Linked DNA regions of Mus musculus: region 1 is linked to region 2. A link is a loop called in an ENCODE intact Hi-C map of the cell type or tissue named here. Cell type or tissue: left cerebral cortex. All regions are shown on one strand. Region 1 overlaps Ep400 (E1A binding protein p400). Region 2 holds the start of Mir7026 (microRNA 7026).

What was found. A loop is a pair of places that touch in the nucleus more often than their neighbours do. Peaks named below come from ENCODE experiments on the same cell type or tissue, not always from the same donor. Only the 100,000 strongest peaks of a DNase experiment are listed, where the experiment ranks them.
Region 1: a loop joins it to region 2, with 2.1 times the contacts of the local background. A loop is called at or near these places in 4 of 42 quality-filtered maps.

Annotation. Positions count from the first base shown.
Region 1 is chr5:110,706,610-110,711,609 of GRCm38, reverse strand. It overlaps Ep400 (E1A binding protein p400), which reads left to right. Exons shown (of 52, transcript NM_029337.2): 16 at 443-579; 17 at 2,667-2,836; 18 at 3,273-3,447; 19 at 3,545-3,681. Among named protein-coding and RNA genes, the nearest start is that of Gm22716, 32 kb to the right of the region's middle. In left cerebral cortex, no CTCF peak of the experiment used is centred here; a DNase peak (open chromatin) is centred at 2,143; H3K27ac peaks cover 263 bases.
Region 2 is chr5:110,662,841-110,667,840 of GRCm38, reverse strand. It overlaps Ep400 (E1A binding protein p400), which reads left to right. Exons shown (of 52, transcript NM_029337.2): 50 at 227-373; 51 at 1,224-1,301; 52 at 1,767-3,468. The coding sequence ends at 2,039. It overlaps Mir7026 (microRNA 7026), which reads left to right and starts at 1,700; the gene lies at 1,700-1,766. It also overlaps a transcript of Ddx51 not described here. In left cerebral cortex, no CTCF peak of the experiment used is centred here; no DNase peak of the experiment used is centred here.

The DNA.
Region 1 (5,000 bases), 44 kb before region 2:
TTCTTGTTTGGGGTAGTTGCTTGCCATAGATAAAGGCTTTTCTTGGAGGTTAGATTGTGTTTTGAGATAAAGTTTCACTATGCAGCTTTGGCTGACCTCGAATTCATAAAGTTCTACTTGCCATTGCTTCCTGAGTATTGGGATAAAAGGCATGCGCCACCACACCTAGCTTAGAAAAGTGTTCTTTCTCAGGCTCAAATGATAGAAGTTCTTATGGTTATCAGTGGGTCCTGGTTTTATGTGTGTGTTTCTAGAGAACCTGACTTTGTTACAGTGCAGCAGGCGACACGCCTGGGTAATACTCTGGGCAGTTTAATTCGACTGGAGAATAGTTTTTGTTTACTTGGATTCTGCATTCTTTGTGGGCCATGTATTTAAACTTCTGATCAAACTCAACTTTAGGTACCTGGATCTCACAGATTTTTATTTCTTTCTTTCATAGGTAACTGGGGCCCTCATCTTGTTGTCATGAGGAGTTGTAACATACTCAAGTGGGAACTCGAGTTGAAACGCTGGTGTCCTGGCCTCAAAACTCTTTCTTATGTTGGCAGCCACAGAGAACTCAAAGCAAAGAGACAGGTAGTGCCATTCCATTGCCACCACCCTCTCTCTTTCTTTGTTTTGCAGTGCTGGAGATAGGTTCCACATTTCCTAACAAGAGGTGTGCCAGGGAATTATGCCTTTAGCTAAATAGCTTTTAAATATGGTATACTGGGACTGGAGAGATGGCCTGGCAGATTGAAACGCACTTACTCCATAAGCCTGACAGCCTAATTTGATCCCTAGAAGCCACATGAAGGTACAAAGGAAAGAACCAATTCCACAAAGTTGTACTCTGATCTCTATAGGCATGTTGTGGTACATGCACATCATCACAGATATAACTCTCATGTTCCTTAATAGTAATTAAGCATAAAATAAAGCTAAACACCTTAATTTTTCTAAACCTAAAATCTTTTTTAAAAAGATTTGTTTTTATTATTATTATTATTATAATATCTAAGTACACTGTAGCTGTCTTCAGATGCACCAGAAGAAGGCATTAGATCTCATTACGGATGGTTGTGAGCCACCATGTGGTTGCTGGGATTTGAGCTCAGGACTTTAACCAGTGCTCTTAACCACTTAGCCATCTCTCCAGCCCTAAACCTAAAATCTTAAGTATCCCAGACTGGGTTCAAACATTTGGTCCTCCTGCTTCCACCACTTTGAGTACAGTTACGTGCTGCTTAATGCATATCATAGACATATTTGTAAGTTACCAAATGTATATTCAGTTCTAGAATTGAAGCAGAGAGGACACAAGGTGGACTCCCACTTATCTGGAAAAAGCTGCTTAGGCTTGAGGTCCCATTTCCCTTCTGGTCTACAGATGTAATAGAGTGCGTGCTTGCTTGCTTGCTTGCTTGCTTTTTCTTTTTTGGTTTTTCGAGACAGGGTTTCTCTGTGTATCCCTGGCTATCCTGGAACTCACTCTATAGACCAGGCTGGCCTCAAACTCAAAAATCCACCTGCCTCTGCGCCTCTGCCTCCCAAGTGCTAGGATTAAAGGCATATTCCACCACTGCCTGACAATAGAGTGCTTTCTTGACATGTATGGGCCCTGAGTTTAGTTCCCAATACTGTAAGGAAAATAGTTCAGAATGGAGTATTTGTCTGGAGAGAGAATACAGTACTACTTACCTCAAGACTAATGGAGTGTGTGAGACCTCCTGAGTTCTTTATGATTTGTCTGGATTAAGCAGGAATATTTGTGACAGATAAAAGTTTCCTTTGACCTCCAGTTACTTAATAGTGCCAACTTCCAATTGAATGTGTATAGATCAGTTTTTATCATTTGAAGTTTTGGCTCACTTTTAGACACTGTGCCAAGCAAAATTTACTAAAAGATCTTTTACCATAGTATTTTTCTTTTATTAAGATCTTTTATCTTAGTATTTTTCTCCTGCTGCAAAAGTATAGAACAAAAAAGCATAGAGAACATAATTAATAAAGAACAGGAGCGTAGTTAGAAATCTAAGACCAAGTTCCTGATAAATTTGGCAGCTGGTGCGGACCTGGTTTCAATTTCTAAGGTGATATATTTCTTGTTGTATGCTTACATAAATGAGGGCAGAAATGCAGAAGGGTTTTCCTTGGATCTTTGCCACCCTTTCATAAAGCACTGACTCATTCTTGGGAACTGAAGACGGTCCCAATCTTAATGCTGCCACAGTGGGGATCCAGTGCTCATGAATTTTAGAGAGGATGTGTTAGACCATAGCCCATTCTCTAGTTTGCTTTAAAAATTTCATTGCCGTTAGTTGCAATGTAGACATCTTTATTTGTTTGTTTGGTTTTTGTTGTTGTTGTTTTTGCCTTCCTTGCTTGGATTATACACTATAAAAGCCAGTATCTTCTCTGGTAATCTATTTTCCCAATGATAATTTCTAGTGCCTTATTGTCACTAGACAATAGCCTAATTGTCTAGTGTCTAGTGTTTAGACACTAGACACAGAGGCCTAAATTGTCAACAAAAGTCCATTAGGCTCTAGAAGAACAGAGAATAATAATACCTTGGAATTTTCTTGTGTAGTTGTTCTGCAGAATGGATTGTATTGCTGGTGATATTCACAGCTTGCCTCGGGGTGGTTGCAGGGGAGATGGAGCTTCTTTCTGTATTGCAGGAGTGGACCGAGCCCAATAACTTCCACATCTGCATCACGTCCTATAAGCAGTTCTTCAGGGGCTACACTGCCTTCTCAAGGGTGCACTGGAAATGCCTTGTTGTTGACGAAATGCAGAGGGTGAAGGGCATGACTGAGCGGCACTGGGAAGCCATCTTCAAGCTGCAGAGGTCTGACTGTACCCAAGTGTTCTGTCTTCAAATCTCCAGCTGTTCTTACCTAAAGATTCATTAAAGAAATTTAAATCATTGCATACATATATCAATTTAGTGAAAAGAAATTTCCTTCTCCTTTGTCACAGCATTGTTGGACCTAAGAGACACAGCATCCCTGTGTTCAGTCCTTTTCTTTGAGACAGGGTCTCACTATGTAGTCTTGGTTATACGGGAGCTTTCTATGTAGACCAGACTGGCCTTGAATGTAAAGGTCTGCCTGCCTCTGACTCAGTTTCCTCTTCCCCAAGTGCTGTGTGTGCCACTGTGCCCGTCCGTTCCCTGAAGGCATATGTAGAGTTTCTGTCTCCACTTTTCTCATACATTGCTGTAGAAAAGTTATGCAGCCTACTTATGTTTTCAAAGTTCCAACATTGCCCCATTTTGTTTATAGCCAGCAGCGCCTGCTTCTGATCGATGTTCCTCTGCACAACACTTTCCTGGAGCTCTGGACCATGGTGCACTTCCTCATTCCTGGGATCTCCAGGCCTTATCTGAGCTTTCCTCTGAAAGCCCCCAATGAGGAAAACCAGGATTACTATCACAAAATGGTCATAAGGTTACACAGGGTATGTTTGCTTCTGTGACTACAGCTGACTCATTTAAAGTTTATCTGCCCTCTGCTAAGTACACCATGGCGAGAAAAATGGTTATTATTTTCTCCAGGTCACACAGCCATTTATTTTGAGGAGAACCAAGAGAGATGTGGAGAAACAGCTAACCAGGAAATATGAGCATGTTCTGAAGTGCCGCCTTTCCAGTCGTCAGAAGGCCTTATATGAGGATGTCATCCTACAGCCTAGGTAAGTGCTGGTTTGCCTACCTGACCAATGAGAAGCCGATGCACCCTGTTGCCTCAGTAAGTGAGCCTATGAGTGAGGCAACCAGGAACTCTGAAGGCTCCAGAAAACCCTCTCTTCCCTTTCTCTTACTCGGGTATTATATATGCTTAATCTACACACCTGCCATTGTAGCTTGATATCTATTCCACTGCGTGCTGCTCCTGCTTGTGTTAGCCTGTTGTCTTAGGGTTCCATTCCTGTGACTGGACACCATGACCAAGGCAACTCTTATAAAGGACATTTAATTGCGGCTGGCTTACAGTTTCAGAGGTTCAGTCCATTATCATCATGGCAGGAAGCGTGACAGCATGCAGGCAGACAGTGGTGCTGGAGGAGCTCTACATCTTGATCAGAAGGCAGCCAGGAGAAGACTATCATCTGCAGATAGGAAGGTCTCTCTTCTGCACTGGGTGGAGCTTGAGCATAGGAACCCTGCCACACACTGTGGCACACTTCCTCCAACAAGGCCACACCTCCTAATATTGCCGCTTCCTGGAGGCTAAGCATATTTGAACCATCATATCTGGGTAGTTAATATGGATGCAGACGATTGACCAGCTTACTCTTTGAAAGTAGCCATTACTCCACCTGGTCAGTATGGTCTTTCTGGAAGGAAGCCAGTGGGGCATATTAACCATGCCATGTTATATCATCCTATGACCTAAACAGTTCACCCCCCAACTCTTGCCTGTCATTTAGTCTAGAGTAGGAGCAGTGAATGCACCTTCACAGCATTTACTGTGTTCAATCAACCTCCATATACACAAGCAGAAAATATTCGGCCATGTTGCTGTAGCACTGGTTTCTGTCAAATATTTCAGCAAAATGTTGACATTTTCTTTTGTTGACCTTAGTGATGTGCTAGTTCTAGTTAGAAGTAATTTTGTGAGAAAGGAGTTGGAGCTTCCATGTAGGTCAAATGCCACCACCAGCAGATAAAGGAAAAACCCTTCAGTTACCCTTAAATTCCTTAGTATATTGTCTTAGTTAGGCTTTTATTGCTATGAAGAGACACTGTGATCTAAGTAACTCATAAAGGCAAACATTTAATTGGGGCGTAAGTTTCAGAGGTTTAGTCTATTATCATCATGGAGGGAAGCATGGCAGTGTGCACAAAGGCCAGGACTTTTGCGTCTTAATCCGAAGGCAGCCAGGTGGAAACTCTAGTTCTGTCTGGGTGGAGCTTGAGCATAGGAGACCTTAATGCCTGCCTACACAGTGAGGCACTTCCTCCAACAAGGTCACATCTACTCCAAAAAAGCCACATCTCCTAATAGCAC
Region 2 (5,000 bases):
GATTTTTCCACTGGGACTGTGGGTTCAATCAGGATACACTGACTCCTGTATGTAGTGACTTGCCATAGGTATCCTCCAATGGCTTAAAGGTAGGGCAATGCCAAGATCTTAGGATAGTCCTGACCATACTTCCTAGGAGATACAGACCGTGGCAGTTGCTGAGGTTATGAGTAGTGAACCTAGTCTCACCTGGCTGAGCCTCTGCTGTTTCTTTTTTTTTTTTCAGCTGACCACCCAACAGATCACTACTCAGGGCCCGCAGCAGAAGGTCGCTTATGCTGCCCAGCCAGCCCTTAAAACCCAGTTTCTGACCACACCCATCTCCCAGGCCCAGAAACTGGCCGGGACTCAGCAGGTTCAGACTCAGATCCAGGTAAGCATGAGGCAGGGAGGGGGGTGATTTTTAAAAAGTATTAATTTGTATGAATGTTTGCACACATTTTTGAATTTCAGACACATGAACATTGCTACAACAGGCTTTAGGATCCCCTATATGCATGCTAGAGGTTACAGAAATCTGTCTATTAAACAGATAGTTAGAAGATTGTTTTATACTGCCCAGGCTAGCACTGAACGTGCTGTATCTATAGCCCATGTTGACCTCAAACTCACCATACTGGCCAGCTTCAGTGTGCTGGAGGTTGTAGGTGCCACCACAGTCTGTATCGGGAACTTTTATAGTGTTTGTGATTCTGAGAATTCAACCTGTGGCTTCATGAGAAGAATTTCATTACTGAGCCACAACTTCAGCTTTTAAAAAGTAAATTTTGCTGATTGAGGGTTGACCCTGACATGCTGGAAAATAAACCTCTTGTTTTTGCATTGGAAAAACAAAAGTGAATTTTGACAACAGCAAGAGATTTACTTCTGCAGCAACTGTCTGTAGGAAGTGAACACAGGGTAGGAAGTTTTGTTTTTTATGTAAGTGAGCTTTTGATTATGATGGATGAAACGACTTGGAAGTCTCAGTGCTTGTCCTGGTAAGGCCTCCTGGTCCGCTTAGCTTGCTGGCTAAGTCACATTTACTAAAGGAGAAAGTTAAAATATGAAACTAGAATCCTCATGAGTTATGGGTTGTTTATGAAGGTTTCAGTTGCTCTTCACATTCCTAGGATCCTGGTGGGCGCACTTAGATTGTTTCTTCATATTACATGATATTATGTTTGCTTAAAAAAAGAGATGTTTGTGCATGTATTTTGAATCCTATGCTTGCCTTGTCAAAGGTTGCAAAACTTCCTCAAGTTGTGCAGCAACAAACACCTGTGGCCAGTATACAACAAGTTGCATCAGCTTCTCAGCAGGTAGGCTGTGCAGACCTGGGGGCAGGCGGGGCCACAATTTGTGAAAGGTTTTCATCCTTCAGAAGCAGGATGCTAGTAATTTGAGAATTGATTTTGGTTTTCATAATTAATGCACACAAAAAGATGAGCTTTCAGGGGAAATAACTAGGGAATTTCCAGAGCAGGACTACTGAGCTTAAGGACTTGGCTTGCGCCTGAACCTGCTTTCAGCAGGCACCTTTGGCATTTTCCACAAGGTAGGATTACAGCTTCTGGGGAGTGTCAGCAGCATGGGATCCAGGTGGAGGTAAGGTGGCAAGTTGACATAGCTTTTGTTTTAAATACTGAAACATTTTCACTTTAAGTTGCCTGTTGATTTGAAGAAACCAAATGAAGTTACACTGGCCCAAATCCTTCGCTGCGTTTCTGAGACCATGGGGTATATGCAGTGGTTCTGGTAACATGTGCTTTCTGGTCTTGGCTTAGGCTTCTCCACAGACGGTGACGCTCACACAGGCAACGGCAGCAGGGCAACAGGTACAGATGATCCCAACGGTGACTGCAACAGCCCAGCTGGTGCAGCAGAAGCTCATCCAGCAGCAGGTGGTGACGACAGCCTCAGCATCACTGCAGACCCCTGGTGGCCCAAGCCCAGCACAGCTTCCAGCCAGCTCTGACAGCCCAAGCCAGCAGCCAAAGTTGCAAATGAGAGTTCCTGCTGTGAGGCTGAAGACGCCCACCAAACCTCCATGCCAGTAGGATGGAAATTGGTTGATACTATGTTAGGCTGTCCTGGCAGAACTCTATACTGTTTGTGGACTCTGGGATCTGCTGCCTATAGGGTGGCTGGCTACACAGTTGTTTGACTTTGTCCTGTGTACATGTGACAGTGGCAATCCATGGCAGTGCACAGTTTCTCTTAGTGTGCACAGCTCAGTACTTGGTAGGACTCCATATCCTACCATTGTTGGATACCACTACTGTTCAGCACATGCATTGTAGTCCTTCAGCAGGAGAGATCCAAGTCTCTTTCCAGAGCCTCCACTCTGGTCCTCTCTCTTAAAGTGCATATACCCTTCTCAGTATGGCTTTTGTTACAGGCACCCATCTTGCCCCCGTGAACATTAGCTTTGATTTGAATGATGCTCTGGGGCTGATACCATCTCTGTATAGTAAGTTTGTGTTTAGACACATTTTACTAGGCACCTCCGTGGATCCTTTACAGTGTTCTTGTGACAAGCTAGTGTGGGTCTCAGGTGCTGTAGCCTGGTGGAGTTGAAACCAACGTTACTTTCCCTTACTTTTCTCCTGGTCTAGGCTTAGTCTGGGAAGCCTAGTATTTGCTTAGGAAGGCATCATTTGGTCCACCCCACCCCTGGCAGCACTTTATCAATTTCAGATGTCATGGCTGAACTGTTGTGCCTGTTACGGCCCATTGCAGTTGAAGGGGTTAGTTAAAATGAAGCCAAGTCCTATCTGTGTTTACTCTTCTTACTATTGCAAGGTGACTATGCCAGAGCGGAAGGTCCATGTTCCACATCAGTGCTGATGCCTGTCCTCTGGCCTGAATTGCCTGTGCTGTCATGTTAGCACTGCAGCCTGGAAGTGGTTGTGTTGTGTGCCATCATGTCTATCCCACTGTTTGTGTCCTGTGTGGGCAGGAATGTGACAATACCTGATGCCACCCAGAACTCACTTTTGAGCTCTTAATGTGAAACATGGGGAAAGTAGCAGGTGTTGAAAAACAGAAGAGGTCCTGTATGCAGTCTCATAAACAAAACCCCATCATTTTGTCTTGGTGTGTGCTGTGTTGGGAAGCTTTGGAGGTTCCTAGGTACCTGGTATCTGGCTCCCAGCAGCAGCTCCTGTTCCTTGTAGATCCATGGGCTCCTTTGTGAACAACATACCTTTTTCTCCATCCTTCTCACTGTGGTGGCAGCCTTCTTCAGTGTGCCCAAGCCATGTTTGGTGGGACCCAAAAGGCAATGTGAGAAGCAGAGTCTTCATTTTTGGCAGTTGCTTTTGTTTATTTTTCAACCAGATAGCTGTTGTGTTTTTTTAAAAATGTAAGAAACAGGACTGAAATTGTAAATACTTTGTAAACACAAGCATTTGTACTTGAATAGGATTTTAAAAGGACAAGATGTCCTACTAAGCAAAGGCTAATAAATAACCTTTCTACACCTTTCTTGTTCTGTCTTAATAAACAAAAGGAGCAATGTTGGCACCAAAGGCTTTCAGTCTGTATTGCTCCAAAGTCATGGCCAAGGTCTTCCTCTTTAGCTACCAGGCAACAGGACTGCACCAGGAATAGAAATGTCCTTATGAGCACAGTCCCCCTTCTACCCTAGATGATCAGGTGACCCCAGTGTAGAGCCATACACAGCCCTATCCTGGACACCTTCCATTAGGATACTGGAAAAACTGCTTCATTTCTGCTTAGACCTATCAAGCAAAATCAGCTCTCACACCTCTTCCTTCGGGTTCTGCTCTTCCTTCGGGTTCTGCTCATGCCCAGCCTCATGCAGGCAGATCCCCAGGTGGCCCTCAACCTAGCTGGCCCCATGGTCACCACCTCTTCTGGTATGTCCACTACCATCACCAGATGCCATCCTATACAGACCCAGACAAACCAAGTCAGTTGTGTCAGATGGTATTTTGCTGGGGCACAAATGAAGCAGAGATGTTTCTCTAAGGCAGACATGTGAAGGATTGGTTCAAAACATTGAGTTGCTGTGTTCCACTTGTCATGACCTTGCTGAGCTGGACCACATCTGATACCCCATTTGCAGATCAACACAAAGTGACCCCAAGAACTCACAACCAGATCCAAATACCAGATAACCATATCAAAAACACTGCCAGAGAACTTATTCCTGATGCCAAGGACCCACTGCAAAAAAAACAAACAAACAAAAACTTTCTCCAAAGCCAATCATACATTAGTAAACAAAGTCTAATTTGTGTCTCAACAAATTCTATCAGACCTTCAAATAACTAATACCAGTACTACTCAAGTTATTCTGGAAAGTAAGAAAGGAGGGAACAATAAATTATTTCTTGAATTCAGTTTTAGCCTGATGCCAAAAGCAAAGATGCACCCAAAAAAAAAAAAAAAAAAAAAAAAAAGCCAACCTCTTAACATATATGTAAAAATTCTCAAATATTTAAAACTAAATTTGTAATTTTTTTAAAGATACACCATGATCAAGATGGCTTCATCCCAGACATGCAAGGATTATTCAGCATGGGTCAGTCAATAAACTTAATACACCACACATAATCAGACTCAAGGACAAACCACATGATCATCTCATTGGATTCAGAAAGGGCCTGTGACAAAATCCAACATTTCTGTGTCCTGGAAGGGGAACATGTTTCAACATGATAAAGGCAAAATAAACCTAAGCTAAATAGAGAAATCCTCAAAACATTTCCACTAAAACGAAACAAGAATGTCTACTCTCCCTTCTCGTGTTGGGTATAAAACTTGGAATCTAAGTGGAGAGACAAGTGAAAGAGACACAACAAAAATAGGAAATGATGTCCAAGAATTATATGATTTTATACATAAATTATATATGGATTCAATTTTATACAGAAAATACAGACTACACACACACATCAGTAACACCATTAACTGATAAATAATTCTAATCAATAATTCAATCCTGAACAGTGAAAGAGCTGCTGAGGGTATCTCCACCCCCAATTTTAAAG